Regions from separate parts of the Mus musculus genome. Here regions 2, 3 and 4 are each linked to region 1. Evidence: chromatin loops called from intact Hi-C (ENCODE). Cell type or tissue: gastrocnemius. All regions are shown on one strand. Links, peaks and the distances in the headings refer to the core of each region. The heading gives the core; the rest is flanking DNA. Region 1 overlaps Nceh1 (neutral cholesterol ester hydrolase 1). Region 2 overlaps Ect2 (ect2 oncogene). Region 3 holds the start of Nceh1 (neutral cholesterol ester hydrolase 1). Region 4 has its middle 86 kb from the start of Ect2.

Region 1 (8,211 bases), core at 1,848-6,847:
AGCCAGTCAGTCAAAGTCTTTAACGGCCACCCTCCTTTGCTGAAGGATTGGTAGTCAGGGAGGTGTGAACACTTCATGTTCTCAAGAGTCCAGTGTTGAAAGTGGAAACAGCAAGGAAGACTGGTCGCCTGTGTTCATTCCCAAACTGCGCTTCCAACAGAAAACAGACAGCTCTTGATTTCCAGTACAGCTGCTGTCTGAACGCCTCCTCCTTTTTGCTCCTCCTCCTCCTTTAAAAAAAAAACAACAAGAACAACAACAACAACAACAACAAAAACACCAAAACCAAAAGCCAGGGTCTCATGTAGCCAAAGCTGGCTCTGAACTTGCTATGCAGCTAAGGGTGACCTTGGACTTCTGACCCTCCTGCCTGCACTCCTTGAGTAGCTGGGTTCGTAGGCATGTGGCACCATGCCTGAGTTTATGTGGTGCTGCCGGTGGAACCCAGGGCTTCACAGAAGGCAAACATTCTACCAACTGAGCTCCATTCCTAGCCCCTACTGTTTGTTCTTTTAATTAAAAAAAAAAAAGAACTTAGATAAAAGAACACATAGATTGTTCCTCTCGAGTTGTCTCTATCCGAGAGAGAGCTTAAGCTGTGTATAATTATTAATTTAATTTGGATTTCCCCTATTGAAGAAGTTCTCTAAACTTTTGGAGGTTGGTAAGCCTTTTATGGTTTCCATGATTAACTGATTGAAATTTCTTTGGGAGAAGAAAAAAACCCAGTATCTGGAAAGGCTCTGACCCTTCTGTCTGTTGCACTGTATCTAACAGGAAGATGATTTCATCCTCCACCGTCATACAACCTTTCACCCACCTGGCATAACCTGAGGCGAACATTGTCCTTCTGCAGACAGCAGGCGGCATGGCTTCCAGGTTATGTTCGTTTTGAGGGACAGTACTTGTTCCAACCATGTTGGACATTAGTGAGATTCCGGGTGCCAGATTACCAGTCTCTCTGCCTTGCCTCCTTTCCCTGGTCACCGTAGTAAATGCTAAAGTAAATGTTGGGGTGGGAGGTAGAGTGCCTGCATTGCAGGAAACCTGGTTTTTATGCCAGACATTTAACCCATGTCTATAATCCTGGCACTCAGGGGGAGGTGTTCAAGGTCACCTTCAGCTTCGTGGTTTGAGGCTAGTCTGGGCTCTGGGAGACAGTGCCTCAGCAAAACCAAGCGTTAGCCCACAGGGCTACTGCTCAGTCGAACTGTCTGACATTTGACTACTTAGCCTTTCTTTTCTCAAGAAATTTGAGGTGTCTGAGTTACAGTGTATTGTCAGAGGGCTTGGCTGCCAGAAAAGAGGGACCCAAAAAGTTATTGAAAGAAGTGTCATTTGGAATGAAAGGGAGGGGACTTTTGATGAGGAAATGATAGGGAAGAATCCTGGAAACAGGAAGAAACAGGAAGTGGCCTGGGAGGAGGGGAGAGAAAGGAGAATGTGTGATTGGCTTCTGATGTGTCTGACCTGGTGCAACACTGGGACTTCTTGGGGCTTTTTCTTTTAAGATAGATGTTGGAGAGGTCCAACAGTAGTGGAATTGGAGTATTTGGGGGGCAGGGCTCACACCTCAGTGTTTTTGAGAAGCTGCTAGCAATGGGTGAAGTGCAGTCAGAATTTAGAAGAAAGCATGTGTGTGTTATATTTATGATGCTGCTTGTTTGAGACACTGGCCTGCAACTATGGCTCTGGCTGGCTTGCAGTTGCCATGGTGCTCAGCTAGTCTCGAACTTGTGTGTCCCTCCTCCCTGGTTTCCTCATTGCTGGAGTTATATATGTGTAGATTACTACAGTGCTGAAGTTACATGTGTGCAGATTAACACAGTTCTGGAATTACATATGTGCAGATTAGCACAGTGCTGGAATTACATATGTGCAGATTACCACAGTTCTGGAATTACATGTGTGCAGATTACCACAATGCTGGAATTACATATGTATAGATGACCAGAGCTCTGGAGTTACATATGTGCAGATTAGCCCATCTGCTGAGAGAGATAACACGTTTTACCTTGGGTAAGGCTTTCTGTAGTTTATGGCATGCAGCTCAGGCTTGCCTCAAGCTCACTGCATAGCTGACATCCACCTTGAGTTTCTCATCTTCCTGCCTCTAAGCCCTGAGTGCCAGGATCATAGGTGTGTGCCACCTCTCCCAACAAGAAAAAGCATGGTGGTAATTTTGTATCAGGAATATTGCTAATCCACCTAAATCATGATGCTTGTTCTGAGATACCAAGAGTATTTACTGCACAAATGAAGTAATGTGAACTTTCAGTGTGTGGCAAAAACACATACTCAACAACATGTGCTCTCTCTCTCTCTCCCTCTCTCTCTCTCTCTCTCTCTCACACACACACACACACACACACACACACACACAAACACAATTCTAGCTCTGAGTTGGATAAGGTGACACGCTTTTCCAGTGCTTTCCAGGGACATAGCTTGAGCAGCAGACAGTAGGCACACTCTCTCCCTTGGTCCTTCCCTTTCTCTCTGGGGGCTCACATATACCAGGCAAATGCTGTACCACTGAGCTGTACAGCCAGGCTTTTGTTCTGTTTTCATGTTTTAAGAGAGGATCATCTGCAGTTACCCAGGTTGACTTTGAATTCACTCTTGGGACTCACTCTTACTGGTCTCTGCCACTAGGCCAGGCTGTCTCCTTTCTTTAGATAAACCACCCATGAATTTCCTCCTGACTCTTAAGTTTTCTATGTCTTATAAACACATTGCAAAAGTTGTTAGCTCTCTCAGGTAAATGTTGCTACATTGAAGTGACTGGAATCTCACCGCTTTCAGTATATTCATTCTCTGCTCTACAAAAGGAGTATCTTTTGTTTTTATTTTAAATATTGATAATGTGGCAGTCTCCTGAATTTCTTCATTTTTTTAAAAGATTTATTTATTTTTTATTTATATGAGTATACTGCAGCTGTCTTCACACACACACTAGAACACTAGAAGAGGGCATCAGATCCCGTTACAGATGGTTGTGAGCCACCATGTGGTTGCTGGGAATTGAACTCAGAACCTCTGGAAGAGCAGTCATTACTCTTACCCACTGAGCCATCTCTCCAGCCCAGCAGTATCTTTCCTTACCGAGTAAAATTTAGGAATATTTTAGCTCAAGCAAAGGTGCCGGGTATGGAGGTGCACGCTTTCAATCCCACTGTCTGGGAGGCAGAGAGAGTTGGTGGATCTTTATGAGTTCTGAGCCAGCCAGGGCTCCACGGTTAGAAACGGCCTTTAAGAAAAGGGTTGCACAGAGATGGAGTGATTATGGGTATGGTGGCACTAGGGGTACTAGTAATTGAATTTCGAGTCACACATGCTAGGTCACTGTTCTTCCTTCCCCTAGATGGAGTCTTAATAAGTTGCCCCGTCTGGCCTTGAACTGACTTTATAGCCCAGTCTTGAGCTTTTGGGCTTCCTCCCCTGGTCTCTGGTAGTTGAGCACAGGCTAGTACCACTAGGCCGGACTAGACTGTGCCTCTTCAATGGTACCATAGGCACTAGCATGATGACTTGTTGGTTCTCGGGATTGCTTGCCATATTAGTTCAGTAAGCTATTAGCTGAAATGATTAATTAGTAGGTTACCAGATTTCCCAGATTTTATTTTCCTCAACCCAAAGACTGGGAGGCCTTTGTAGAAGAGTGCCTGGAAACTTGGTAAATGCCTGTGTGTATCATGGTACAGCTCTGTCCTGGCCCCTTGTGCAACTAGGGATTCAGTTCATTATGATATGTAGGGAAGTGACAATGCTTGCTGGTCTTGTGACAACTTGACACACAAACTTGAGTTACCTGAAAAAAGGGAACCTTAATCTAGAAAATGCCTTCATAAAATCTAGCTGTGGGGCATTTTCTTAGTGATTGACGGGGGGAGGGCCCAGCCCATTGTAAGTGGTACCATTCGTGGGTTCTATAAGAAATCAGGCTGAGCAAGCCATGGGAAGTAGCACCCTCCATGGCCTCTGCTTCAGCTCCTGCCTCCAGGTCCCTGCCCTGAGTAAACCTCTCCTCACCAACTTGCTTTTTGCTCATGGTGTGTCATCACAGCAACAGAAACTCTAAGACAGTGATGGAATTTAAAAAAAAAAAAAGATATTTTCATGTCTTGACTTCTGAAGTGCATCTCTTTTTTGTTTGTTTTGTTTGAAATCAGAAACTACATGGAGGAGCAGGGATAACTCCAATCTTGAGAGATGTCGCCACCTAGTGGAATAAATAATGTAACCCCCTCCTGTCTATGGAGCAGTATTGCGTGCTATACTGAGCCTGTATCCCCATGCTTTTTTTTTTCTTTCCATTTTATGACAAGGTCTCATTGAATGTCCCAGGCTAGACTTGACCTCACAGTGTGTGAACCAGCAGGACTTTTGAATTCAGGATTCTGCCTCAGCTCCATAAGAGACTGAGATTACAGCCCAAGGCACTCTCCTTGAATGGCCAACTCAGCCCCAGAAGCATAAGGCTCCAAGGATAAGTCAAATTAGCACAGGAGGAGGATGGGAAAGTGTGAGAACCAGACAGAACTATCCATACACACCGAGACCATCTTGAGTGTGGGCCCTTGTCACGATCGGGGTTCTGACACTTTCTACAGAATAAGATGACAGAGTCCTCAGGTGTTGCAAAGAGTGCCTCAGGTGCCACCGCCATCAGCTCAAGGCTGGAGTGTGCAGGCACTCCTCGTTAGGATCCATAATGAACTTTGTGTCTATCTACCACTCTTGGTGGCTCTGGGCTAAACGCTAACTAACAGCATCAGACAATGGAGACCCCAGAGGATCCGGATGAGGCTGCGTGCTAACTTAGCTTTCCCTTTGTGGTTCAAAAGACATTTTACTAATGTTCCAGCGTGCGAGTGCATTCCTTGGACTGAATAGCTCCTTGCATAGGCCTCTCCAGCAGACAGCTTTACTGTAGTTAGTGAATGAAGTGTGGTAAGTTAAGGCCAGTGAATTGTCTGATGCTGTTAGTTAGCGTTTAGCCCAGAGCCACCAAGAGTGGTAGATAGACCCAAAGTTCATTATGGATCCTAACGAGGAGCGCCTGCACACTCCAGCTTTGAGCTGATGGCAGTGGGCAGTTTGGTGTCTGAAAAGCTGCTTTTTGAGATGTGACCCAGGCTGGCCTCATCCAGTAGAAGAGGGCACAGAGGTCCTTGTGCTCACAGATAAGCACTAGGGAATCCAGGACTGTTAGTCACACAGGCTTGTCTCTTCAAAGAAAGATGTATAACCTGTTTTCCTCCCAGAAGGCTGGGAATGGATGTCGTTAATAGCCTGGTGACCCTTTTGTGCTGCTTGTAGGGCCAAGACCACACCAGATTGCCCCCCCCCCCAGACCATTAAGATGCCACATGTAGTCAATCTATAGAACCCATCTTTTTGGAAGGGCCACATGTACTTTACAAAGAGTTTTGATGTAGTCAAGCCTTAAGCTTTATTGGTAAACGGGATGGAGTTAATTATCACCAGGAAACTCTTTCCAGAGTGTGCCATACTTACCTGAAATAACCTGTCGAGTGTCAGACTCTTGAAGTTTGAACCCACACCAGCCACTGAGTCGCCTTGAATGATACTTGCTTCTTGCTTCATACAGACGGACACTCCACTGACCTTTGTTGTCACAGAGACACCCCTCCCTCCACCCAATCAAACCCCAATCCTCCTGCCTCAGCCTCCCCTGGTAGTATCCGTGTTCACCCATCATGGTTGGTGTTGTAGTTTGTTTTTCTGTTGCTGTGATAAAATGTGACCAAAAGCACTGTGGCCAAATAAGAAAAGGCTTACTTGGCATACACATCCTGGTTCAAGTCCGCATTGAGGGCAAGCTGGGGGGGGAGGGGGAGATCTAGGGAGGAAATGAAGCAGGAACCATAGAGCATCACAGCTCACTGTCTTGCTCTCTCTCGATAGGGCTCAACCTGCTTCCATAGCAACCCAGGACAATCTGTCCAGGGGATACTGCCCACAGTGTGCTGGGCCCTCTCACATACTTCAGTAAGCATGAAAGTGCCCCACAGATGAGCTCATAGGCCAGCCTGATGAAGGCAGTTGCCCAGTTCAGACTCCTTCAGCTAACACTGGGCTGTGGGACTCTAAGTAGGAGAGCCAGCTTGAACAATTAAAAAAGAACTTCGTCTATACCAAGTTACCACCTCTGCCTACTTTACAAGAAAACAAATGGTTTATTTTTATATCTTATATTTTTTTTAATTTCTTGTCTGTTTCTGGCTTTTGCCTTTTTTTTCCTCTCTCTCTCTAAATGTCCAGTGGCCATTAAAACATGGTGATATCCTGAAATGAACACCAATTTTGTCTTCACAGATACAGGCTAGTCCCACAGGTCTATTTTCCGGAGCAAATCCATGATGTCATCCGTGCCACTAAATATTTCCTGCAGCCAGAAGTCTTAGACAAGTACAAGGTCGACCCTGGAAGAGTCGGTATTTCTGGAGACAGTGCTGGTGGGAATCTGGCCGCGGCCCTGGGACAACAGGTAACAACAGCGCCGCCTCTGGGTCCTTATGATAGACGGGATGGGGTGAGCATGCGCAGTTGTCGCCCACATTCTTCACACGCGGTGCTGGGCTACCCGCCATGTGGGTAGCTAGCACCCTCATGTGACTGCCCCGGGACCTTTCTCACGGGGTTTTCTGAAGTGGGTGCTGAAAAGTGTCTCAGAAAATGCTAGTGTTCCTCTGGAAGACCTGAACTAACCCCACTGGCCTCGTACTGTTTTGATTTACATAATGTAATATTTTGGCTTAAATTTCAGTCCTTATGGCTGTTAGAATTCTAAGAGAAATTAAAAGACTAAGCCAATTTCCAAAGTTGTAGTTTTTATTATTGTTATTATTATTAGTAGTAGTAGTAGTTTTTGTTTTGTTTTGTTGTTTTTTGTTTTGTTTGTTTGAGGTAGATTATCATGTAGCCCTGGTTAGTCTCAAGTTCTTTCTGTAACTTAGATGACCTTGGGCCTCTGGTCCTCCTGCCTCTTACCTCTCAAGGCTTGAGATTACAGGCCTGTACTACCACACTCCCAGTTTCTATTGCTTCTTTTTGTTTTTGTTTTGAGACGTGGTCTACGGTGTAGCTCAGGCTAACCCAAAACTTCTGATCCTATTGGCTTAGCCGCCTAGAATGTTGGGACTGAAGGTGCATAGCACCATGCCTGGCTCATAGGCCTCAAAGACAGACTTTCTGCTTCAGATTGGAGAGCTGTTAAGTCCATGGCTTAACTCCCTTTGTTCCGTGAGCCTTGGAAATGAGAAGACAATGTCATCTGGCTTCAGGACTGTTCCAGGGATGCAGGGAGACCATATGCACACGGTTGTCACATACATCTTACCAGGAGAGGGACTTCCAAAGTGACGGTTGTTCAGTTCCTGTGGAACACGCCGCCTTCTTTTTAGATCTACACTTAGAATTTTAAATGCTGGAATTACAATATAGTCACCCTGTGGAGTCACCAGTAAGCTGAGGTTGCTGCCGTGGGAAGTCGTTTCCTTTCCACTTCAAGCTCACTCTGGGCAAGTGCACACTGCGTGCCTGTCTCAGAAGAGAGGCTAGGGTCCCAGCTTGTCACCGAGCATGTGTAAACCCTGGAGTCCCACCATCCCTGCGTTCACAGTCCCTATCCTTCTCTAGAAGATGAAGATTTGTGAGTTTCCGCCCCTATTCCAGAAGCCATTGCCATTTGACATAGGGAATAAAAAATTAAATGTGGCCCACACTTTACTCATAGGTAATACGCAATGAGGTGTATACTTACAAAAGAATAGAGACAAGTAGAGTGTTCTTGAGGGTTTAGCGACATCAGAGTTCACATAACCATGAATTGATTTAAATCTATGTGTCACAAACAGGAAACCGTTCCTTAGGGATTATCCAGTAGCTTGGTGTGCTTTAATTCTGGAGGGGAAAACATGTTCATTTATTTAAAGCATTCTGTAAAAGGATCCACACAAAATGAAATATGTTTCTTCTATTCTAGTTTACCTACGTTGCCAGCCTGAAGAATAAGCTCAAACTGCAGGCTTTGGTCTACCCAGTCCTGCAGGCTTTGGACTTCAACACACCCTCTTACCAGCAAAGCATGAACACTCCGATCCTGCCGCGTCATGTCATGGTTAGGTACTGGTTAGACTACTTCAAGGGCAACTACGACTTTGTAGAGGCCATGATTGTGAACAA
Region 2 (8,211 bases), core at 1,294-6,293, 120 kb before region 1:
TCTTGACTCTAGCTGCATATGTATCAAAAGATGGCCTAGTCGGCCATCACTGGAAAGAGAGGCCCATTGGTCAGGCAAACTTTATATGCCCTAGTACAGGGGAACGCCAGGGCCAAAAAAATGGAAATGGGTGGGTAGGGGAGTGTGGGGGGGGGGAGTGTGGGGGGGAGTGTGGGGGGGGGGCTTTTGGGATAGCATTGGAAATGTAATTGAGGAAAATACGTAATAAAAAAAAATTAAAAAAAAAAAAAGACATTATATTGCCAGGCCTGGTGGCGCACGCCTTTAATCCCATCACTCAGGAGGCAGAGGCAGGTGGATTTCTGAGTTCGAGGCCAGCCTGGTCTACACAGTTCCAGGACAGCCAGGGCTACACAGAGAAACCCTGTCTCGAAAGACAAAAAACAAACAAACAAACAAACAAAAAACCCAAAAAACAAAAAGACATTACATATGCAAAATTACCTTAATATAAATCTACTAAACTCCCTGATTAAAAGGAAAAGCATCTACAAAAAGCACACCGTGCATTCCAAGTGCCCAAAAGCCTCACTATAAAAGTGCAGCCACAGAGCTAGAAAGTTAAAACTGACCATCTGGGAATCAGGGACTTGGGATATTTCATGGGCCTAAAAATTTAAAAACCCTTCAGGAAACAACGTAGGTTTTCAGTATTCTGAGTAAAACTAAAGGCTCTCTCCGATGTATGATTAAGTGGCCACTGGAAATGTAGTCATTCACTCTGGTTGCACTGTGCACGCTCACACCTGTATGTGACACAGGTTTAAGAACTTACAGCATCTGCCTTACAAATGGTGTTGGCTACATGTCGGCACAGCATCTTCAGCCAGCTCTCCTTTGGAAGCTCCTCTGACGTCATCTGGAAGCTGAGCAGTACATTGGCCTGTTCTGTTGGTGGCCTTACAAGCAAGGCAAAGGCATTGTGACAATCTAGGGTTCCAGAACAACCATAAACAATGTTAGTCCTTAGCTATTAGACATTCGTTTCCACCGAACACCAAAATCACCTCCCTCCTCTCTCTGCCCTGCTTTTTTCAACTCAAAGGGAGCATCAGTGCAGTCATTTGAAGACTGGGAAGAATTAACCACATATTAGCAACCAAAGGAACCTGAGAACAAGTAAGCAGGGTTCTGTGACTGTGAAGTGTCTCACTGATAGGTTAATAAAAAATAGGTAACATTGCTTAGCATTCTAGTAATTTCAAAAGTAAAATGAGAGCATGTATCACTAACATACATAAATCAAATTCAAAGGGTACAAATATCAAAACATAATTGCTTTGTAATTGAGATGCTAAAATAACATTTTAAAATTACAATGAATGACCATGTGGAGGCCAGGGCAGCTGTGGGAGGACTGCTCTCTCCAGCACAGGGTCCCTGGGACTGAACTCAGATAATCAAGTGCTCTCTATCTCCCTGATCTGCATCTTACAGATACTCACTCGTGTGTTTTGAACACTTTCACAACCACAACTCCACCAAATTTAAGTAAATGCCTCATCATAGGCTCTACAAAACAGAATTGAACAGGTGAAAACCAGTTTTGTAAGTTACTGTGCACTGGAGAAGTGGCTCAGGGATAGGGGAATTGACAAGTAGGTGCAAAGCCCTGGGTCTGATTAGTAGCAACACACAGGAGAAAGAGGAGCTGCTCATGTCTTACAAACTCAGGAGCAGATCACCTAAAGCACTTCATTTATTTAAAGAAAAAAGAAAAGATTTCCTAAACCAAGACCATGACCACACAACACTAGTACTGCTTAACTAGAAAGCACAACTTAAGGTAGATGTGTAGTGGGGCCTTTTCAGACCTACAGAAAAATCAAATACTAGTCAAGTTAAAAAAGGAAAACTTTCCCTTGGGACAGGATGTCACCAAAAGCGTTTACAGGCTCAGTCTCCAGCTGGGCAAGAGTGGGAGGTTCTAGATGGCTAAGGACATGCCATTTCACAGCTCAGCCATGAGGCCCCATCATGTGCTCTCAGACATGATGAACCATGTCACCACCATTCACAGCAGTGAGACCAAAGAATGGATTGAACTCTCCAAAATCATCAGCCAAAGTATCTTTAGAAATGCATTATCTCAGGACTCTTGTTGCAAGAGAAAACTAGCACACATGTACACATGCCTACTTGTATTTTATTATTTGTTTTTGAGTGACTCATTACGTACCTATAACTGGACTCAAACTCAGAAATCTGCTTTCTTCTGCCTCCCAAATGCTAGGATCGGAGTGAGCCAAGACACCCATCTTTTTCATATGTATGTGTATGTACTTAATCCTATGCCAAGTTACCAGATACTGTGGGCTATTTATTTGATATACATCTACTAATAATCTCTCTTTTCTTTAAAAAAAAAATGGTGTGATTGTCTATTCCTATGCACACTCTCATGCTAGAGTATGTGGACTTTAGTGAACAAATTGTGGGAATGAGTTCTTTTCCTCCACTATGTGGGTGACAGAGACTGAACTCAGGTCACTCTTGGCAGCAGGCACCTTTACACATTGGACCGTCTTGTAATCACTCCCACAACCCCCTTCCCAAATCTTAAAGACATTCCTGGAGCAGGAGAAATGGCTCAGTGGTTAAGACCTCATAGGCTGCTCTGCCAGAGAACCTGGGTTCATTCCCAGCATCCACATGGCTCACAGCCATCTTAACTCCACTCCCACGGGGATGTGTGTCCTCTGTCGGCCTCCGTGAGCACTGTATGGATGAGGCACACAGACATGGACACTAAATAAACATCCATACATAATGGGAAAAAGAAAGAACCCAAAATGCACCATTGGTGAAAAAAAAGTATTAAAATATATGGTCCTGAATAAAACTGGTCGTTTATGTTGGATTTTGAAGAATTATTAGTAAGTTTTGATGTGGGAATAAGACAAGCTAAGGTGCTATTTTAAAGCATAGCCATGTAAAAGTTGTTTGACTTTTAAGAGAGGATATTCCTCAAGATGGTGTAACACTTTCATTAGAAACCATGAAGACATCAGTCTGCACCTAGGGAAGGAGCTGATGGGGAGCCACGTGTGAAGAAAATGGATACATTAATGTATACATAGAGAAATTACAGTAATAAAGCTAAGGCTCAACGAGGACAAGCGAGTTAAGTTAAGGAACGCTTCCTCCATGAGCTTACCTTCTGTCTCTCGGATGTCCAGCACCTTCTTAATCTGAGAAAGAGGCATGAGATGAATGTGCTTCAGAGAAGCGGGGGGCCGGGTGCGGTCGTGAGGACTTCTAAAAGTGCCAATAACCTTGTGCCGCTTTCTTGCTATCTGATTGTAGGGGGAAAGTCAATCATTATTGTAATAAAGCCAAATTTCAAACATTTAAAAATAACAGCGTCAATCACATAAATGTATAGGCAACTAATCTGAAGATTAGCCATGCCAGTTACTATGCAATAAAAGCAAGAGACTGACGAAAAAGCACACATGTAATTATGTAGCCAGATGCTCATGTCCATATTAGGAAAGTTCACAATCAGAAAAGCAGGCCTAGGGATAGAGAGCGCAGAGAGACTCCAGAGCATGAAAGGACAAGACCACGAGGGACAGCAACAGAGGTCTAGAATAACAGTCCCAGCCCCACAGGGGAACAGTTGTTCTGGGGCAGGAGTCTAGGGCTCAAAATGGTGTTAATTTTAGTTTAAGTTAAAAAATTTGAAATCTCTCCTAGTAACAGAACACACAAGAAGTGTGAGATCGGTCCTGTCCTCAGGCTTGCTTACAGAAGCCTGCCAAAGGGAAGCTGCAGAAAGATAAGCATCCACCCGAAACCCCAGCTCTAGGGGGCACTGCAGGAGAGCGGGACTTTCAGTTCCAGGCCACCTCGAGCTACACAGTGAGGCTGTCTCAACAGATCAACAACAGCAACAACAACAACACACACAGAAGCAATAGGAATTATAAATCCACAGTGCTGTATTAGGCTATAACTTTACCTTAACTGGATACCCATGCAAAAGGAAGAAATAGGGAACTGGAGAAGAGCGAAATCAGAAAGAGCTTGTGATTCGTGATATAGTGAGATTTTGCCAAAAGGAAAGAAAAAGGAAAGAAAGAAGAAATCTCCTTTGCAGTAATTCAGATTTTACTGAAAGGCATTATTAACACTAAATGAACATAAATATGTACTTGAATTGAGATCGGTCATCATGAATATGAGAGACACAGTTAAAAATGTATTACCTGGTATTGAGCTAATGAATAAGATAAGGTAGTCAGTATACTACAACTACACTAAAGCAGACACAGATGTGTCTATTCCACATGTCACACATATATTATAATAAATTATATACATATCTTATATATAAATTATATATGCATTTGTGTATAAAACAAATACAAAGGCTCACACACATATCGTGAAAAGTAAGCAGCGGATACTGATTCCTGTGCAATGAACAGATATGCTTTCTTTTTGTTTGGCTAAATGAAATATATTATTTTAAGATTAATTTTTAAAAAGGAAAGAAGAGTATTAAAATTGATAGTACAAGTACTAATAAACCAAGGATAAAAATAAAAACCCAAAGCACAGATAAAATATTCAAATGGAAAATAAATTCCTCAAAGTCATCTGTCATATTTAAGAAAATACAGATGTACTAATATTCAACTGTTCTTAATGTACAGGTATAGTGATTGCTCTTGGTTTTATATTATATAGAAGTATTAAAAGTAACTTTTTAATTTCAATTTTACTGAATTTTATTTTTCTTAAGTGAGTGAAATACTAAGGGTCTACCTAGGAGTATGAATCCTGAAGTGCAAACTTATTATCAGAAATACGGTAGCTGAACAGGCATGGTGACACATGTCTCTAATCCAGCATTTCAGAGGCTGAGGTAGTTTACACCAGCCTAGGAGGCATAGCAAGATCCTGTCTTAAACTAAAGCAGCTGGGCTGTGGGTACACATACTGGTAATGAATGCACTGAAAAGGAAGAGGCAAACAGATTACAAGGCCAGTCCTTGCCAGACTCAAAATAATATAAACAAGAACAAATAGCCGTTTCTAGTCAAGCTACTGAGATAGAAGCTAATAGGACTGCTGACGGCATTTATGTTAACCTGAAACAAGCTAGAGTCATCAGAGAGGAGGGAACCTCAACTGAGAAAATGCCTCCATAATACTCCGCTACAGGCAAGCCTATAAAACATTAGTGATTGATGTGGGACGGCCTGGTCTATTGTGGGTGGTGCCATCCCTGGACTGGAGGTCCTAGGTTCTGTAAGAAAGCAACTGAGCCAAGTCATGTGGAGCAAGGCAGTAAGCAGCACTCTCCATGGCCTCTGCATCAGCTCCTGCCTTCAGGTTCCTGCCCCGAGTTCTTTTGATGATGAACAATGATATGAAAGTATACATGCCAAATACCCTTTCTTCCCTGAGTTGCTTTTGTTCGTGGTGTTTCATCACAGCATTATTAACCCTGACTAGAACGGAGGAGGACAAAAAGTCACTGGACTCATGAAGGTTAAGAGACTGAGGCCAGGGCTTGAAAAGGTACAGAGATGGCCACAATAAGAATTAAAGCACAAGGGATCTTGGGAGCCAATTATGGTAAAATATGAAGGGGATATAAAATTAAAAAACAAATCACAGCTGTACTAAAAGCAAAGATAAATTCCATAAGCAATTGTTAAAGAAACCTAAATAACCCAACCTAACAAAATGAGGCCAGCAGACCTAGAGATTTCAACAGGAAAAAACCTCAAAAACTATTAACAGAAACAAAGAAAACCAGTCAGGCCCCTGCTAATGAACGCACCTTCAGGTAAAATGGGATTAAGATTGACACCTGACCTTGTTTTCAAAAGCAGAGCAGGCTGAGTGGTTATTGCAGGGTGAGATTCGGGCAATTCAGTCACCCAGTGTGTGACTTTTAAACATTACTAGCTAAATGAAAGTATCACTTCTGAACCTCTAAGTACAAGGCCCTTTATCAGAGGTAGGTCTTCCTTGAGATTCCACTGCCCTTTAATCCACTCTGTGCATGCTGTGGTTTCTAAGACTGCTAGTGTTTTATACTTTAAATAATAATGTGCATAATGGAAGAGAGGAGCTCTTTAAGAGAAGTAGCACGGACTTAAAGGAAAAAGCAAAGCCCGCAGACACTTTGATGAGGGCAACAGAAAGTTACCCAGGAACAAACATGTCAAAGAGTATTCTTGTTAATGTCCAAATGAACATCTTTTCTTTTTTGAAATAAAGAACACTGTATTCCTTTCTACCTGTGCTAGATAGTTTAATGTTAACCTGACACAAGCTAAAGTCATCTGAGAGGAAGAAACCGAATGAAGAAAATGCCTCCATAAGATCAGGGTGTAGGCAAGCCTATAGGGTATTTTCCTCGGTGACCGATGTGGGAGGGTCCAGCCCACTGTCGGTGGTGCTATTCCTGCCATGCCTGGGCTGGTAGTCCTGGGCTCTTAAAAAGGAAAAAAAGAAGAAGAGGAGGAGGAGGAGGCTGAGCAAGCCACGAAGTGGCCTCTGAGTCAGCTTCTGACCTCAGGTTCCTGCCCTGACTTCCTTTGGTGATGAACAGTGCTCTGGAAATGTAAGCCAAATAGACCCTCCCCCCCCCCCAAGTTTGCTTTGAAAATGGTGCTTCATTGCAGCAATAGAAACCCTAAGAAACATCCCCTCATTATATTCGCTAATTGTTAAAAAACTCATTATTTGCCTGTGGGGTACCATTGGAAAGAAAATACTGAACATACACAGGTGAGAGTTTTAGAATTAGAATTACTACATCTTATCACTAAAACCTTATTTTAAAGACTTCAATTTGGCACTGTGGCTCATGCTGTCATCCCAGCACTTGGGGAGGCTGGAGTGGAAGGGCTGCCCAGGAATCAAGGCCAGTTTGGGGCTATAGAGTGAGTGAGACACTACCAACATAGGAAAGAGAAATCAAGGAGTCACAGTACTAAGTTAGCAAATTAGTTCCTCAATTGCCTTCATCTTAGCTGCTAAAGCCTACTTCCATTTTCATTAAAAACAAAACAAAACAAAACCCCACCTTGTGTATCTTGAATAAATATACATAAAAACAAGGTTCCCCAGAACTCATCATCTAATTTACTTGTAAGGAATTCTGACTTGGTTTGCATTCTGGAAATTTGTATCAAAGTTAGTATTAGACTTTCTCCCCAAAAGTATTCCGCATTATGAAATCAGCAATTTTTTTTTTGAAAAATAACTGAATATACCTCAAATTTCTATATTGTACTTCGATTAAAGCTTTATTTTAAATAATTAGGGAGATCACAAAATACAGCAGTGTTAAACTTCAATGAGTACAAATTTACCTCGAGGCAGTCATTGAAGAGGAAGAGAGTGACTTGTTCTCCTCGGTCGCAAGGGTGCTCACCAAGGGAAACCGTTTCCACTCGTTGCACCAGGCTCCGATGAGAAGATAAGAGATTAGCCTGTGAACAGTAAAGAAGTAGTCAAATGTTATCAAGCAGCTTTTACAAGCTGCCATTCAAAAGTGGCACTCTGACTGTTAATCTGTTTATATGCATGTTGTCTCTTCGTGTATATGTTTTCTCTGTGTAGCTTACTGCACTCTAGAACCCAGCAGAGGGCATCCAGTCCTCTGTAGCTGGAGTCATAGGTAGTGAGTCAGTGGACAGCAAGTGCACATAGCCAGAGGCATCTCTGCAGCCTGAGACTGTTTACATTCAAACCACAGAAACCTCACTAAAACAGAAAATTCAATGGCCATCGACAAAAGCTACTTACTGGGCATCCATCTACTTCATAAACAACATCAAAAATTTGCTTCTGTGCTTCTGTTTTTCTCTTATCCTCATTGATATGTCTGGAAAATTAATGGTTGTTTCATAAAATTTCTTTTAATATAGACATTGAAATCAGTATACAAATAAATCTCATGTCACAAAGCCCAACTTTCATGCGGGTGCCTTAATTGTGAAACATGAATCAGATAAATATTCCTTCAAAACATCCTGATATTAAAAATTATTCCAAGGAATCTTTCAGAATTGTTATACCTTACTATGGAACATCTTACTCAGGATTTACACCTTCTAAAATACAGTTAGCCTGTATAATACTTGATGTTAACAAAATTCTCAGGTTTGAAACATACTTTGCATTAGGCTTTATATTTTCCTCTCAAGTCATACGGCAGTC
Region 3 (8,211 bases), core at 1,531-6,530, 55 kb before region 1:
TCCACCTCACAGGGTCTTTTTTTTTTTTTTAAAGATTTATTTGTTATTATATCTAAGAACACTGTAGCTGTCTTCAGACACACCAGAAGAGGGCGTCAGATCTCATTGTGGGTGGTTGTGAGCCACCATGTGGTTGCTGGGATTTGAACTCAGGACCTTCAGAAGAGCAGTCAGTGCTCTTAACCGCTGAGCCATCTTGCCAGCCCCACACGTAGTTTTTTGCATAGAGGTTGTAGATTCAAACTCAGGTCTAAGTTTGCACTGCATTCTTGTCCACTGTGCCCGCTTCCCAGTTCTTGGCTGATTATTTTTATCATTTACAAGCTTTTTATAATAAAGCTTATTATCTTTTAGAAAGTGGAATGCAATTAGATCCCCATCTTCCAACTCATAAACACGCCAGTGCAAATGGACTAAAGCCTTAAGTATGACAAGTGAGTGCTTTACACGGTCCATAAGAACAGAAGTGAGTATGTCTGTCTGGGAGACAAATCCTGTGACATACACCAACAGACACAGAAAAGCAGACACATAAGAACAAGGTTTTGTAAAGCCAAAGAGCTCCCATAGAGCAAAATAATCTACAGGGTGCACATGTAAGGCAGAGGATCTAAGGATGTGTTTCAAATCCATACAATTCATGAAGTAAATGTCCAGAATATATCTAAGTTGAAGGCCATCTAATGAAAATGGGCAAAGGATATGAAGAGGTCTTTCTGAAACTAAGATACAGAATACCCAGCAGTATATGATTAAGTACATCATTCCTTTTTGTTTTGTTTTGTTTTTCAAGACAGGGTTTCTCTGTGTAGCCCTGGCTGTCCTGGAACTCACTTTGTAGACCAGGCTGGCCTGGAACTCAGAAATCTGCCTGCCTCTGCCTCCCGAGTGCTGGGATCAAAGGTGTGCGCCACCACGCCCGGCAAGTACATCATTCCTAATTGTGAAGCGAATACATATAAAGATAGAGTGTAAATCTCACAGCTGACTGATGGGCTGACAATGAACACAGACAGATCTTAATGAAAAAAACAGAGACCTTTGAGGCCTGATGTGGTGTATAAATTCTCACGGCCTGTGTCAGTGATCTTATGGAGGCTTCTCCCTTCTTCTAAAAGGGGCAGGGGGAGAGTACTAAAGACAGCTCTAGAGAGTTTGGATCTAGCCACAGCATTCCACAATCACTAAGTTCTAGTTAATCAGCATTAAAGAACCTTTGACAGACTCGGGCCTTTTTTTTTTTTTCTTGGAATTTCAGTTTATAAGATACTCAAATGGCATTTGCACACACAGCCTCCTGACCAACCAATATAATATTGTAGAAAGGTTAACCATACCTTTGCAATCACTTCCAACTGTGTACTATACACTTGGCTTCTTTGATTTAACTACCCTTTAAGAAAACAACGTAATAAATCAAACCATTCCTTGGACTCATCATGCAATCAGTGTTCACCAGCGGAACAGTAACTTTAACCTTGAACCTTGTTCCTTATTTCTCCTGCTCCCAACTTGTTCCCAGCTCCTCCGTGCCTCTGAATCAGAGCAATGCGCGGTGTGTGAAGTGTGGTAATTAGGCCCAAGACCACCAGAAAGCAATGGTTTGAAAGCAATGAGTGATCCAGAGAAACTGGTTGAAAATGACAGTTGATCCGTTTGTGGTTTTGTTTGCTGTTCTGGGTCAGGAAGATCTGAAAACTGGTTTCTTCAAGAAGTAAAACTCTCCTAATAGATGAAAAGAAAGCGCCCCCATCCTCTCCCAGGCCGCATTTGATGCTCTGTTCATGTAGAGAGGGTAGTCCTTCCTTCCTTCCTTGGGGGGATCAGGCCCACTCTTGGATGGCCTAGTCAGGAAGTCGCTCTCCTTTCTTCTTATTCTTTTTTTTTTTTTTTTTTTTTTTTTTTGCCACGGCCAAGCAAGACCTTGATCTGCCTACTTGCCGAGTGCTGGGCTTAAGCATGTGCCACCATACCCGCTGTCATGCAGAGCTGAGGTTCAAGCCGTGGCAGGCTGGGCAAGCATTCCACCAAGAGAGCTTTAGCCTCAGCTTGCATTCCTTATGAGTGATAAACCATCAAGATCCCTGGATACAGACTCAACTTAAAGCCCGGCTCGAGCCAGCTGGATGGTTAGGGATAAAGAGCACGCTCTCTCTACCTCTCTCTCCCTCTCTCTCCCCTCCCTCTCTCTCCCCCTCCCTCCACCCTCCCCTTCCTCCTCTACCTCTTCTTCTCCCTCTCCCTCTCCCTCTGTCCCTCCCTTCCTCTTTCCTCTTTTCTTCCCTTCCTTCCTTTGACAAGACCTTACTATGTAGCTCTGGCTGGCCTAGGACTCACTATGTAGACCAGGCTGGCTTTAAACTCATAGAAATTGTCCTGCCTCTGTCTCTCAAATCCTGGGATTAAAGAGTTGTGCCCCATGCCTGGCTACTTCTTTAAATGACTCTGCTTTCAGAGTAATAAGAATGTTTCCCAGAATTGTTATGAAACCTAAATACATCAATCCTTTTGGAGTGCTGATCACAGGATTTAGCTCACAATAAGCTATTATTGTTATCTGGTCACCCTTCTGCATTTTCTTTGCACTTCATAATCACGCTCCAATAATGAGACACAAAAAAGTTAAAGAGAGCAAGTGCAGCCTGTTAGCGCATGACAGTAACCCTACTTGGAAAGTTCAGGTAGGTGGGAGGATTAGACATTCAAAGTCGCCCACAACTACAGAAAAGGGCTAGCCTGGGCTACACGAAGCCCTGTCTCAATGAGCCAAAAGCTTAAAAGTAAAAAATAAACAGAAAGGTTGGGTGGTGGGGGCACATACCTTTAATCCCAGTACTTAGGAGTTTTACTTCCCAGGCAGATCTCTATGAGTTCGAGATCTCTGTGAGTTCGAGGTCAGCCTGATCTATAGAGCAAGTTCTAGGATAGCTAGGGCTACACAAAGAAACCTTGTCTTGAAAAACATATATACATAGTCTTGCTACACGTGGTGACAAGTACCTGTAAAGACAGTATTATAGTCTGAAACAAGAGGATGACTTTATACTAGGAGATCCCATCTCAAAAAACAAAAACAAGACAAAAAACCCAGGTGCCGAGATGCAGCTTAGTGGTAAAATGCATGCCTGACAAAGGCAACTATCTGCCCCCAGTGCAGAGAGTCAACTCCGTCCATGGTCTTGTTCTCCAGCTCTTGTAGTTCTTGGTGTTATTTGTGGTGAATTGAAATAACAGGAAGGATGATGAAAGGGCTTTACTTTATCTTAAGTGGCATCATTAAAAAAATTACCAAGAAGAAAACAATAAAACAACAAAACTCCTTTCCAAGCTATGAAGGAAGCATCAAGAATCACTGTAGTTTCTTAAAACAACAGCAGCCACTTGGCGGTGGAGAAATGGCTTGGTAGCTAAGTGTTCACTTTTCAAAGGTTTTGCGAAGGACCAGAGTCCAGTTCCCTGCGCCCATGTCAGGCCGCTCAGGATCCAGGGAATCCCGTGCTCTCTTCTGGCATCCACAAACACTTGCTCTCCTGTGCACATTTCCACACAGAGATACACACATCACATAATTAAAAACAAACAGTTTACGATAAGATCTTTGCTTTACTGATTATATATGGTGCTGAGAAGTAACCCCAGGGCTTTGTGTGTGTGGGGGGGGAGAAGCACTCTGTCATTGAACTGAATTCCCAGACCTTTTTTCTATTATTTTTTTTTTCCAGCAAGGTTTCATATAACCCAGGTTGGCTTCAAAATCCTGGTCCTCCTGTTTCCACCTTCCCAATTCTGAGATTACAGGTGCTATCACCAGGCCCAGCTGAGGGCATTTGGAAGCCAACACTGGCCTTATTGCATGAGCTATGAGAAATCAGGTATTAGTTCTCTCTCTCTCTCTCTCTCTCTCTCTCTCTCTCTCTCTCTGTGTGTGTGTGTGTGTGTGTGTATGTGTATCTGTGTGTTTGTTGTGCAATGCCCCCCATATAGCCATGGGTGGCTTAGAACTCACAATGTGAACCAGGCTGTGTGCACCACCATGCCAGAAACTCTCTTTTTAAACCGCTTACTGACTTTATCAAGTGTTTCTCTCGAGAGGAGTTTTGGTATCTTTTGCAGTAGTCTCTTTGTTTTGATCAGATGCTTTATATTCTTTGAAAGTTGCACAGTGCAACTATCTGAGTTTTCTATTTGCTTGTTTGTCTGATACTTTGGTTTTCTTGAGGCAGGGTTTCTCATCTAGCCCAGTATGGACTCAAACTTGTTATGCAGTCCAAGATGACCTTGGCCTTCATCCTGTCTCCTCCTTTCAAGACCAAGGATAACAGTTAAGTGTGCCAAACCCAACGGATTTATTGTTTGTTTGTTACTGTTAGTTTTTCTTCTGATACTATTTCTGGTAGCTCAGGCTGACCCGGAACCCCTTTTGCCACACCTTCAGAGGCAGCTTGGCATCGCAGGCAGTCATACTCACAGTGTCCGCCAGGGGTTGCTGGTTGCTGTGTGTCCTCCGGGCTGCACCACCCTGCTTCCTGCAACCTGGCGAGCCCGCAGCTATTCGCAAGGACACCGCGGAGGGGGCACATCCGCGCTCCCACTTCCTCCCGACGCAGCCTGTGATTGGCTCGCAGCCTGAGGAGGAACACGTGAAACAGCAGCTGCGGCTGGCAGAAACTTGCTGGTCTTCTCCGGGTAGCATCGCACCGTACCGCGGTCAGCTCCGGACAGCCCGGCCTGGGGACAATGAGGTCGTCATGCGTCCTACTGGCCGCTCTGCTGGCTCTGGCTGCCTACTACGTGTACATCCCACTGCCCAGCGCGGTGTCCGACCCCTGGAAACTGATGCTGCTGGACGCCACTTTCCGCGGCGCGCAGCAAGTGGTGAGCAGAGCGAAAGGGGATGCCCCGTCTCGTCCTTGCTCCTCTAAACGAAACCCCCATCGCTTATCCCGGTTGCCCATGGGCCCTTTGAGGATGTCACATTTGCATCCTTGTCCTGCAATAGGGATATCCCGTGTTTCCGTGAACGCGCATCTGCCTCTCCCTGCTTCTTCTGATCTCTGGGGTCTGAGGGTGTCGTGTTTGCATCCGTGTAATGCAGTGGGGGCACCCGGTGTCACCCATGTTTTCTCAGAGTGCACGATTCCCCAGGACCCCTAGCCCGGGCACCGAGGATGTCCTGTTCGCATCCTTGAAGTCCACAGGCAGATAGGAGTGGAAACAGGTGAAGTTCTCCTCGCCTGGCGTCTCTGACAGCTGTTTAACCTTTCCTAGGACCTAATTAGCTCCCCTGCTTTCTTGGTTCGCTGTGTCTTGAGCCAGAGCCTTTGGTAATTTATAAACCACCTCGCCCCCACCTCTGTTGTCCCACTGGCTTGCAAAGGAGGAGTTAATTTTTTTTTTTTTTGCTAAGGGGATTGTGATTCACCGGTGAGCAGAAGCGGGCACAGGCAGTCTCCTAACGTCCCCAGGCCTTAGCGCTCCTTCTGGGGATCGCAGGCTAGGAGGAACCGCTCTGACCTTCGGTTCTCTCCCTGGCATTTCTCAGCTCAGCGGAAGAAAAGAAGGCCGGGAGACTAGCAATCCCGGAGGGCTGTAACGGTCCCTGTTTGAAGGCTGTTTTCTTGTGGCATTTGTTTTGCGTCCTTCGATGTCTGGGAGATAACCTTGGCCTGAGCCGGAGCGGTGTGGCCTTCTTTTAACCTGCAGGGTGGCATTTCTCTGCACTGTATCCTGCTCCTGCACATTGCTCCCCCGTGGGGAGGACAGTGTCATTGGTTTATTCCATGATAGGAGGATTGCTTTTAGTATCAGAAGCGCAGTCTGCAGCTAAGGCTGAACGCCATGACTGCATCGTATTTTTGAGTAGTCAGAGATATGCAGGTTCCCAGCGCTTCTCCACAATCAAGCCACCCTCCACCTCTGCCCAACACTGAGCCTTAATACTGTTTGTTTTGTTTTTTCAAGACAAAGTTTCTTTATAACCCTGGCTATACTGGAACTTGCTCTGTAGACCAGGCTAGCCTCTAACTTGACTGCAGCTGCCCCAGGAACTCTGAGAGGCATGTGCTGCTACCTACCTGCTCTTTTTTTTTTTCTCCTTCTTTTTAATAAGATATATGAACACGCATTAAATTTTTAAAATCAATTTTTATGTATGGGTGTTTTGCACACGTGTATCTCAGTGTACCACGTGGGTGGAGTGCCCACAGAGACCAGAAGGGGATATTGGGACTGTAGTTAAAGGGGTTGTAAGCCTCTGTGTGGGTGCTGGGAATGAACCCAGGGCCAGTGCTCTTAACCCATAAGCTCCAGCTGGTCTCTCTCTCTCTCTTTGTTTTGTAGACAGAGTCTCAGTGTGTAGTTCTACCTGGACTCTGTGTGTAGCACAGACTAGTCTTGAACTTTTGATCCTGCCTCTACCTCCCAAGTGCTGGAATCCACTACGTGGGTCAAGCTGGCAGATCTTCGTGCTGACATTACGGACCTGTCTGCACTGTGTTTCTGTCTGCACTCTGTGTGTGTGTGTTGGGGGATGTTGTCTTGTAGCTGAGGCTGGGTATGAGCTTCTATGCAGCCCTTGAACTATATCCCTTGTGTTCAGATTATAGGTTGTTTTGTTTTGTTTTTCTCTTAATTTTGGTTTTCAGAATCAAGACCTTGCTACCTGTCTCAAGCAAGCTGGCCTCAAACTCGGCTCTGTTGTTCATGCTGATCTTCGGGTCATCATTTTCCTGCCTGACTGTCCTTGGAGTTTATTTAAAGGCACCTCCCAGAGAGATCCACCATAGTTTGTGAGACACCATGTAGGCTTTAACAAAATGTGGAGCAGTGGTCTGGTCTCTTCTCTCACGCAACTGAGAAAGCCAGTCTTTCCTAGGAAGTCCTCATGAAGTTGAGTTCATGCACACTTGACAGATTCTGGAGACCAGGGTTGCAGACGATACTGGGCTGGGCTGGGCTGGCCATCTTTAATAGGTTAGCTTAAGGAAAGAACAGTGCTGTGCTGGTGTGGGGATACTTTGTCCATTCGTGTTTCAGGTCACCGAAGAACTCTTCCGTATCATAGCCATTTAGGAAAGTCCAGGTTTAGAGGAAAGTGTTTCTTCTCCAACATGCCTTCCAAACCTCCAGGGCCACTCTGTGCTGGGCTCCTATGGTGGGCCCTCCAACATGCCAGGAACTTGTGGGGAGGGGATGCCAGGCAGTCCCAGGGACTGATGAAGTAATATGTGTCTCCCCCCCCCACACACACACCTCCTCATGCTGTCGTGGGAGTAGGTCTTCAGAGAGTGGCTCTGGTCACCTCCTTGCTAAACTGAGCATATTGACAAGACCATTCAGAGCAGAAGAAAGGATAGTCTGTGTGGAAAGCCGTTTTCCCCCAAACAGAGACTAGACTCAGGGTTCTGTGCATGCTGGGCAGATAGTGGACATTGAGCTACATTCTCACATTGGCCCAGTTATGTCCGTGGGTCTTCCCTCTCCCTACGCCCCGTACCCCCAGGGTCTCAGCACGTAGGTCTGTCTGTCTGGCCTAGAGCTTTCTATGTACACCAGGCTGGCCTCGAAGCCACAGAGATCCACCATGGATTGTGAGGGAAATCTGTAGGATTGTTCCAATTTTGCTCAAACCATAAGATGAGCTGATTTATAGCTTTAGAACCTAGAGAGCCACCATGAAGTTGGCATAGGCTTGTTTGCCAAATAATTTTGGTTTAGATCACTTGGCTCAATTTTAAAAAGCAATAGAAGTTATTTAAGAGACTACGCCTGGCCTTCTTTCTCATGTCAGGAAATTTGAGTGCTGCATGCCCTGGTGGCTCACACATCTCTAGCACTCAGGAGGCAAAGGCAGGCAGCTCTCTGTGGGCTCAAGACCAGCCTGGTCTACATAGTGACCATAGTGAATTTCAGGGTAACTAGGGCTACATATTGAGGCCCTGTCTACAAATAATTAATTACTTGAGTGCTTCCCTGTTCTGTTACCACAGGCCTACAGCGTCTCACATTTTCTTTTGCCTTGTGCCTGGGTCAGCTTATTCTGATTATGTTTATTGTGCTTTCCTTCCTGGAGGATCCTAGAAACTGCTCAGGTCTCTTGCTTTCTTTTGGTTTTTTGTTTTTTGTTTTGTTTTGTTGTTGTTTTTTGTTTGAGAAAGTGCTTCTTGTAGTAGGAGCTAGCCTTGAACCCCTTATCCTCCTGTCTTCAGCTCC
Region 4 (8,211 bases), core at 1,272-6,271, 170 kb before region 1:
AAAGCCTTGCACGTGTTCTCCATACTGCTCCAAGCCATGCCACAGAGGATGTGGTGGTTCATGATGTTACACCCAGACGGCTTCAAGAGGCTGGAAAACGCCTGGAGTGGTGTCATAGTCATCACAGGCACAGAGCACAATGAGTGCCTCCTCCCACATCTGTAATGATGCAGCTATGCACATCTCTACTTCTCTGCCAGTCACATGAAAGTGTAGTACACAGAATTCTATTAGATGATAAGAAATGACATTTATGGATAGTATACTATCCATCCTATACTATCCATACACTATGCCTTACTTTGATCATTATTTTAAAGTAGATTACTAACTTTTTTTTTACACATTTACTGTTACTACGTTAGATTTTCCCAGGAGCAATCCCACACATCGCTTATTTACTGAGTCTCTTGATTGCATCAAGAGACAATGTCAAGGGCTCTGTAGTTCAGACAACTTGTTACTCTTTCAGAGAACTGGAGTTTTGCCTCTTGCACCATTGTCAGGCAGTTCAAAATTACCTGGAACTCCAGCTTCAGAGGACCCCAACACCCTTTTCTGACCTTTATGGGTGAGCGCACGCGCGCGCGCGCACACGCGCACACACACACACACACACACACACACACACACAAATAAAATAAAGTCTCTCAAAGGGGACAGGGGCTATGTCAAGGCTGGAGATGTAGCTCAGTGGTAGAGTGCTTTCCTAGCAGATACAAGACCTTGGACTTGATTCCTATCATCACAACAAATTGATCAATTAATTAATATAAAAGTATTATAAATTAAAACCAGAAACTAAATTTAATTAACTAAAAGACTAGGAATTGGCACATGGCTGATACTTTGTACGATGTTTTTAACCGTATAAATTATCATCAATGCAGTTTGTAATTACATAGGTCTAAGCCTGAGGTATGGTAGAGTCTACCATGCATGCAGCCCTGTGCTCTGCCTCCAGCACTACACAGGACTAGGTGTGGTGGTGCTCTTTTGTAACTGAAACACTCAGGTGGAAGTAAGAGGACCAGAAGTTCAAGGTCATTCCAGCTACAAAGTGATTTCTAAATACATGACACCCTGTCTCTTTATTTTAAAATATTTTAGACTTACAAAGTTGTTTTAAAAATAGCACAGGATTCATTTATACCACTTACTCCAGTTTCCATGGTGTTAATAGCTAATAACTTGAGTAATTAGCAAAATCAAGACATTAGCATGGTAACAGTGCCATTAAGGGAGCCCTACTTAAGCTGTGTCCATTTTCTACCCAACACCTGTCTCTTTTCCAGGATCCTCCCAGGCATCACTGTTGGAACATGGTCAAGAGAAGGATGTATGGTGAACAGTGCTTTGGGGGAACTGTGAGAGACGCTCCAGGAAAAGGGGCAGAGAGGGCCTTTTACATCAAGTGCATTGTGTTTCCTGGATTGTTCTTGGACTTGATTTCACACTTCCTGTGACAAACATTTACGTTCACTTTAAGACACGTTTATTCTTGTTGGATATCAGGACACAGCTATAGATCCCCATCTGGTCAGTGTACCCTGATCTGGACATGGACTTCTGCCTTGTATTCATACTTTCTTAGATATAATCTACAGTGTGTGTACTGGCTGGTCTTGTATGTCAACTTGACACAGGCTGGAGTTATCACAGAGAAAGGAGGTCCAGTTGGGGAAGTGCCTCCATGAGATCCAGCTGTGGGGCATTTTCTCAATTTGTGATCAAGGGGGGAGGGCCCCTTGTGCGTGGGACCATCTCTGGGCTGGGAGTCTTGGGTTCTATAAGAGAACAGGCTGAGCAAGCCAGGAGAAGCAAGCCAGTAAAGAACATCCCTCCATGGCCTCTGCATCAGCTCCTGCTTCCTGACCTGCTTGAGTTCCAGTCCTGACTTCCTTGGTGATGAACAGCAGTATGGAAGTGTAAGCTGAATAAACCCTTTCCTCCCCAACTTGCTTCTTCGTCATGATGTTTGTGGGGGAATAGAAACCCTGACTAAGACAGTGTGTGCCCGGTAACTGTCTTTAAATTGATCTGTCCTGAGAAAGTTCTCACAAAGGGCTGCCCTATTAATATTTAATATTGCTTACATGTTTTTCTGAACTCAAGCAACCTTACATAGCTCATTACTGTCTTTGTTACATTTGTGTATAAAAGTACACAGAAGCTGAAATAAGGTTGTCTTCAGCATCAGACTGTAGTCTGCCCTATTTTTTCAGTTCCTCACTCCCAGGTCCAGCAGACAAGAGCTGCATAGGTCAGCAAAGTCAACACATCACAAGGCAGCGTCTTATTCTTCTCCACACATCTATATGGCCGTGCCTCCCTTTGTTCTTCCACACTCTTAATGGAGTCCGGGTCAGCTGTTTTGAAAAATGTTCTTTACCGTGGACCTATTTCACTTTTTGCTTGCTTATGACTTTGAGCCTTTGGGACAAGAACACTGTGTAAACTGTTCACTTTCCTCAGAGCACATCCAAGGGTAAATGAGTTCCCAGCATTGGTGGTGCTAACCTTGATCACTGCCTGAGTGGTACCTGCAAGGGACCTCCCACATCAGTAATGGCTGTGTGTTAAGGTTGACCCACACACAGTTGCCCAGTGACGTCAGCCTTCCTGACATTAGTGGTTCTTACAGCTGCACTTACCCGGTAAGTGCATTCCATGATGCCTTCTGTCTTTGTGTATTAGATTGTTTTTCTATAGGAAAGACCTGAACTTTCCCACTCCCCCCCCCACACACACACACACTTTGTTTATTTCATTATTTATTTAAGCCCATGTGGTTTCAATTATTTTATTTTGTTGGTTAGAATCCAACATTAAACTTGTATGTTTTGTTATTCAATTCTTCCCATTTGGGACTAGCAACAACCCTCATGCCCCAGTGACATGCTCTCCTTGACTGTTTCTTATTTTCTGATGCCACAAGCTGTTCTAGTCTCATATTTTATTTTCTCTCCCTAGCTCTCAAGTCAACCACATTACCAAGAAGCCCTGGTTCCTTTTATTGAAAAATAGTGTTTACAAACCTATATATATATATATATATATATATATATATATGTGGTCATGTTAGGATATTGTTTCTCCCAGGCCCTCTCAGTAGACAAAGCTAGGAATTTTGTGTGTGTGTGTGTATGTGTGTATGTGTGTGTGTGTGTGTGTGTGTGTGTGTGTGTGTGTGGAGAGAGAGAGAGAGAGAGAGAGAGAGAGAGAGAGAGAGAGAGAGAGATTTCTGATTCAAAGCCAACACAATGAGGTCCATTCTCTTCTCCCATCTTTATCTGTAATTCCTTTTTCCAACACCAGAGGGCTCTTCTCTCATCATCAATGATAGATTCAAAACTAGTATCCCTGTAGCTGTGTGATTACCAGGCTATGCCTATAGGAAACAAATTTACTGACTGGCTCCCTGTATTTGTATACAACTCTTCTCATCTTTCATCTCCTGTTATCCAGGCAAAGGGTTGTTTTCCAAGTTAAATGAGTTAGTCCTTTTGTTCTTCAGTGTGATTATGACACCCATTTGTAACGCAGCCAGTATGTTAGTTTGTGTCACTATGACCAGAATACTAACAGAAACGTGTTAGGTATGGAAGGGTTTAATTTGGCTCAGTCTCTGAGCATTTTCAATCCATTCTGGCAGAGAAGACCCCTCCCATGGCAACTCACTAGGAAACAGAGCTTGCTGCTGTCTCCACCCCTTCTCACCTGCTTACTCCACCCTCTCTGGTTCCACAGCCATCAAAGGGGCAGCCAAAGCTGGGGGCTGGGAACTTAACACAGGAGCCTGGGGGAGAGTTGAGATTCTAACAACAGCCAGGCTCATATTTTACTGATTACATTCCACTTCATGTTTCTCTACTTGACGGTAACGGTGTGGTGAGGGAAATGCATGGATCTGAAACACCAGCACAGTTCTGACTGCCCTGTCCTTACAAGAGAGCTCAGAGAAGCATCGCCCCCATTTACTACCAGCCCTGCTCCGTTCACTCCTTCCCATACCCTCCCCCCGCCCCCCAGCACCTCTATGTAATCATAGACCTTTGGTGGGATTTTTGGTTTTGTTGTCATTGTTAGTTTGTTTGACACTTAGTAACACCTAGAGATTGCTTCATCTCCCTCCGTTCATTGTGGTCTTCATAATTCTTCTTCACAGGAACGTGGCACCCCTTTGTATGCATTGGAAGCTATTCGACTACAGTCCTATGCATCGGAGTTTAGTAGCTCCTAATGCCTTACAATTACAAATGATGCTGGGACACATAACTTCACTCAACTATTATTGTGCTTTGAGAAAGTCTTCTGAGTAGATACCAAAAATTAACATGCAGGTGAATATACCTTGTGTTACGTCTGACCAACTTGCTTCCCAGTGGTTAATCATCTCCACTGTCAACTTGACTGGATTTAGAGACACGTGGAAACACCTCTGAGTGTGTCTACAGAGTGTATCCAGGAAGATTTGGCAAAATATGGAGCATGACCCTGAATATGAACAAAACAATCACATAAGCTGGGGTACTGATATTAACAAGCAAAAAAAAAAGGGAAGCTGAATATCAATTCAATATTTATTTCTCTGCTTCCTGACATAACGTGACCAGTTATTTTATGCTCCAACAGCTATGCCTCTGTACCATAATGATGGACTGTGTCTCTTTAAACTATAAGACAAAACAAAACCTTCCTTCCTTCCCTCCTTCTGTCTGTCTGCCTGTCTGTCCATCCTCCATTTTAGTCAGGTATCTTCTCACAGCAACAAGAAGAGAAAGTAACACAGTGGAACTCTTATGAACTCCTACCAGAAACTTAGGAGGAAATGTCTGTCCTCACAGCATCACTGACAGATCAGTACCTGCTTCCTAGCTTCAGCATCTGATGAAAACTTGTAAGTGAATTTGAACATTTTTCTTATGCTGACATTATTTTGTACTTTGTGCTTGTTGGTAGTCTTCACCCACATACCTTTGACTATGAAGTCTTGGTCTTTGTCTCTCTATCTCTACAAGCCCTGTAGACATCTATTTAGAAAATATGTCTGTCACAGTAGTTCATCCTAGTTGGTCACTTGCATTTTCATTCAGTCAGGAAAGACTTGAAAAAAAATATTTTTGTGTGCTTACATTTCTCAGTCTGTGCTTTTGTTGAGCTTGAATTCCAAGTTAAAGCTAAAGAAGATTTCCTTATGCTGTTATTCAGGTGAAAGAAGAATTTACTCATGTTTTCTCTCTCATGTTTACATTGCTCTTACATTTTTTTAAAATTTAAACCTCTAATCTTTGGGGATTTATTCTTGTGTATGCATGGTGTGAGAAGATGTGGGTCTAATTTAATCCCATTCCAAATGGCTACCCTGTTGTCAAACATTTATGAAAATGCTCAGGGATCATAGTCAAGATGCTATTTAATAAGCTCATTTTTAAATCTATAAAAATAAAGGGATTATGAGACTATTAACAGACAAAATAATTTAAAAGATAAATGCATTGCAAAAAGGAAACAGATGAAGCTGCACAAAAAAAAAAAAAAACAAAACAAAAAACAAAAAAAAATGCTCTGGAATGTGTGCAGAGAAAGGACGTTTATTTCTCAAGGGCTTGTCAGCAGTGCTGGGCATCAAGGCCTTGTGACCACCAGGTAAGGGCTCCTCCACTGAGCTCCACCCACAACCCACAGCCATTCCTACAAAGACCACTCTTAAATGTGCACCAATTCCCATGCCTCTGGCTGTTCTTCCAATCCAACAAAAATGCCATGACTCTCACCTGACACCCTAGTTGGTTTAGAAAATTATTTATTTGTGTTTCTGGGATTGTTTTGCATTTCATCCTACAAAGCCAGAGGCAGTATCCAGAGTTTCAGACCACATTTACAGTAGCATCCATATGTCCCTGACACATTTTATGTTCTTAGAAGATGGCTGAATGGAGCACTAATCCCTATCTTCCAGCTGCGAGGTTTGATCCCTTGCTTTGGGCTTCTTACATTTTTACCATATCATTTCCAGTCTTTGAGAAAAGCTTCAGCCACTGAAAACAGCCCTTTGTCCTCACGAGGACAATTCTGAGACAGAACTTGTTTTATCTTTAATGATTATGAGAACCCAGCAAAGCAGTTCTGGGCTTTATAAGCCACTCATTTCCAGGTCAGTCCCGGGTACTTTTCTGCCTGCCACCCAGCTAAACATTGACAGATGAATCATTCAATGTCATAATCGCTTGGTATTAATTACAAAGTAGATGGTAAATCTCGCTATATGTAGACTCAGCTTGACATTTAGGAGAGGCTCCAGAGCTCAGCTTTTAAAGGTGTGTAAGGTATGTAGATGAAGTAGCGAGGATTCGTACCGAAAGATTTATCCACACCTCTTAGCCGCTGGGATCTGTGAGTCAGCAGAGTCTACACTTCATGTTTATGAGATGCTTTTCCTCCAGGGAGTTCTCCTCACATTCATTATCTCATTAATCACCCAGCTATTCCCTGGGAGAAAGGAAAATGGGGAAGCATGCATTCTATCAGCTCTCTGACTCCCAGGAGGAACTACTCAGTCGGTGAGGGAAAAAATAATTTCCTTGTCTGTAAAATGAGTCCTCTGGCTTAGCCCGTGCCTTTTGCCCTCCGAGCTCGGTAAGGATGAAATATTTGCGAGTTTCTTCACTCCTCGGGAAAAAATAACTGCATGTAGCTACTCCAGCAAACTATCAGAGGATCTGCTGCTATGACCCGGGTGAGAATCGTAATGAAAGCTAAAATGTGCTGTGTGGGAGCCTACTAGGACATTGCGCCTCCAGATACTCACTTCCGGTGGATCACTGTTTGAATCCCAGTCTGCGAGGCTGCCACAGGCTCTCCTGTCCTTGAGCATGTTAACATGCTCGGTATACATACGAGAAGACAGAATTAATCGACACTTGGGATGCTACCTCTTCATACAAGCTTTATTTAATCCTGTTAGACATCATAAGAAGAAAGCATTGGGGTGGGAACTGGGGGATGGCGCACGCCTTTGATCCCAGCACTCAGGAGGCAGAGGCAGGCAGATCTCTGAGTTTGAGCCCAACCTGATCTACAGAGGGAGTTCCAGGACAGCCAGGGCTACACAGAGAAACTTTGTCTTGAACAAAATTTTTAAAATAAAGTAAAAAATAATAAGGAAACTATAGAGGTGTACCAATGACATGGCAGCTGATAGAACACCAGTGCACAAGTCTGCACGCATGCGTGTGCATGCCCGTCAAGTCAGAGGTACTGCATGCGCATGCCCGTCAAGTCAGAGGAAACCTCAAGTACTGTTTCTTGAGTGTCATTTACCCCATTTGTTTATTTTGAAAAACCAGCCTCTTACTGGTCTGAAACTCACCAAGCAGGCTAGGCTGGCCAACAGGCCAATGAACCCCAGATATCTGCCTCTCTCTGCCTCCCTAAAGCTGGGATTATATGTGCTTGCTACCACACCTACCTTTCTTTTTTTTTAATCCAAGTTCTAGGGCTGGATCTCAGGTCTTCCCGCAGGCCAACATATTAGCACTGAACTGTTTCCTCTGCTCAGATGTTTTGAATTTGAAAGCCATGTTCTCTCCAACACGGGGAATGACCACCAGCAGACACATGGTCCATCTTAATTCCAGTGAATGTCAACATCCCAATCTAGGAATTCTGAAACTGGGCATGAGTCGCCATTTGTAGGTCATGTGTGTGTTTGTGGAAGCACTGTTTTGAGGCAACGCTTGTGCAGTGCTCTTACTTCATCGATGAGGAAAGACAACTCTGCTAACCAGGAAGGGCAGTTCTGGGGCAGCTGAGCACATGCCAGCAGGGCTCATGGCCTTGAGCCTAGGGAAGAAGGTATCATGGCAGTTTCTAAAAATATTCAACAGGTTAAAATTACCGTCTTACCCAAGGCCATAGGTTTCAACTTTGCCTTCTGAAAGATGTGACACATTTATATCAGTAACAGTAGCTTTTATTTTCACAGCAGTGGTGACTAAGCAGAGCAGAAGACTTCTGCACTCCATGAAAGTACTTCACCATTGAGATACATTCCCCAGCTTGTGACAGAGTGCATTCTTTTGCTATACCAATTTCCAGCCAATCTAAATATCAGGATTTGGGATATGGAGGTCTCTGCCAAGGTTCGGAGGCTGTCCTTGGTTAGTTAAGTTAGCTGTGGGGTGGCAAGCAGTAATGGAAGGCTATATG

The links. Hi-C counts contacts between places; a loop is a spot of excess contacts. Peaks named below come from ENCODE experiments on the same cell type or tissue, not always from the same donor. Only the 100,000 strongest peaks of a DNase experiment are listed, where the experiment ranks them.
Region 2: a loop joins it to region 1, with 7 times the contacts of the local background. A loop is called at or near these places in 9 of 42 quality-filtered maps.
Region 3: a loop joins it to region 1, with 7 times the contacts of the local background. A loop is called at or near these places in 27 of 42 quality-filtered maps.
Region 4: a loop joins it to region 1, with 5 times the contacts of the local background. A loop is called at or near these places in 10 of 42 quality-filtered maps.

The regions. Positions count from the first base shown.
Region 1 is chr3:27,233,190-27,241,400 of GRCm38, forward strand. It overlaps Nceh1 (neutral cholesterol ester hydrolase 1), which reads left to right. Exons shown (of 5, transcript NM_178772.3): 4 at 6,343-6,514; 5 at 8,012-8,211. Among named protein-coding and RNA genes, the nearest start is that of Gm42192, 23 kb to the right of the region's middle. In gastrocnemius, for the core only: a CTCF peak has its summit at 4,230 (motif pointing left); a DNase peak (open chromatin) is centred at 4,220; H3K27ac peaks cover 324 bases.
Region 2 is chr3:27,114,600-27,122,810 of GRCm38, forward strand. Ect2 (ect2 oncogene) reads right to left here. Exons shown (of 24, transcript NM_001177626.1): 18 at 7,798-7,876; 19 at 7,362-7,481; 20 at 3,179-3,317; 21 at 797-951. Among named protein-coding and RNA genes, the nearest start is that of Ect2, 35 kb to the right of the region's middle. In gastrocnemius, for the core only: a CTCF peak has its summit at 3,820 (motif pointing right); no DNase peak of the experiment used is centred there.
Region 3 is chr3:27,178,341-27,186,551 of GRCm38, forward strand. It overlaps Nceh1 (neutral cholesterol ester hydrolase 1), which reads left to right and starts at 4,664. Exons shown (of 5, transcript NM_178772.3): 1 at 4,664-4,875. The coding sequence starts at 4,738. In gastrocnemius, for the core only: a CTCF peak has its summit at 4,471; DNase peaks (open chromatin) are centred at 4,539, 5,420 and 5,702; H3K4me3 peaks cover 1,971 bases; H3K27ac peaks cover 2,045 bases.
Region 4 is chr3:27,064,073-27,072,283 of GRCm38, forward strand. No RefSeq gene overlaps it. Among named protein-coding and RNA genes, the nearest start is that of Ect2, 86 kb to the right of the region's middle. In gastrocnemius, for the core only: a CTCF peak has its summit at 3,318; no DNase peak of the experiment used is centred there.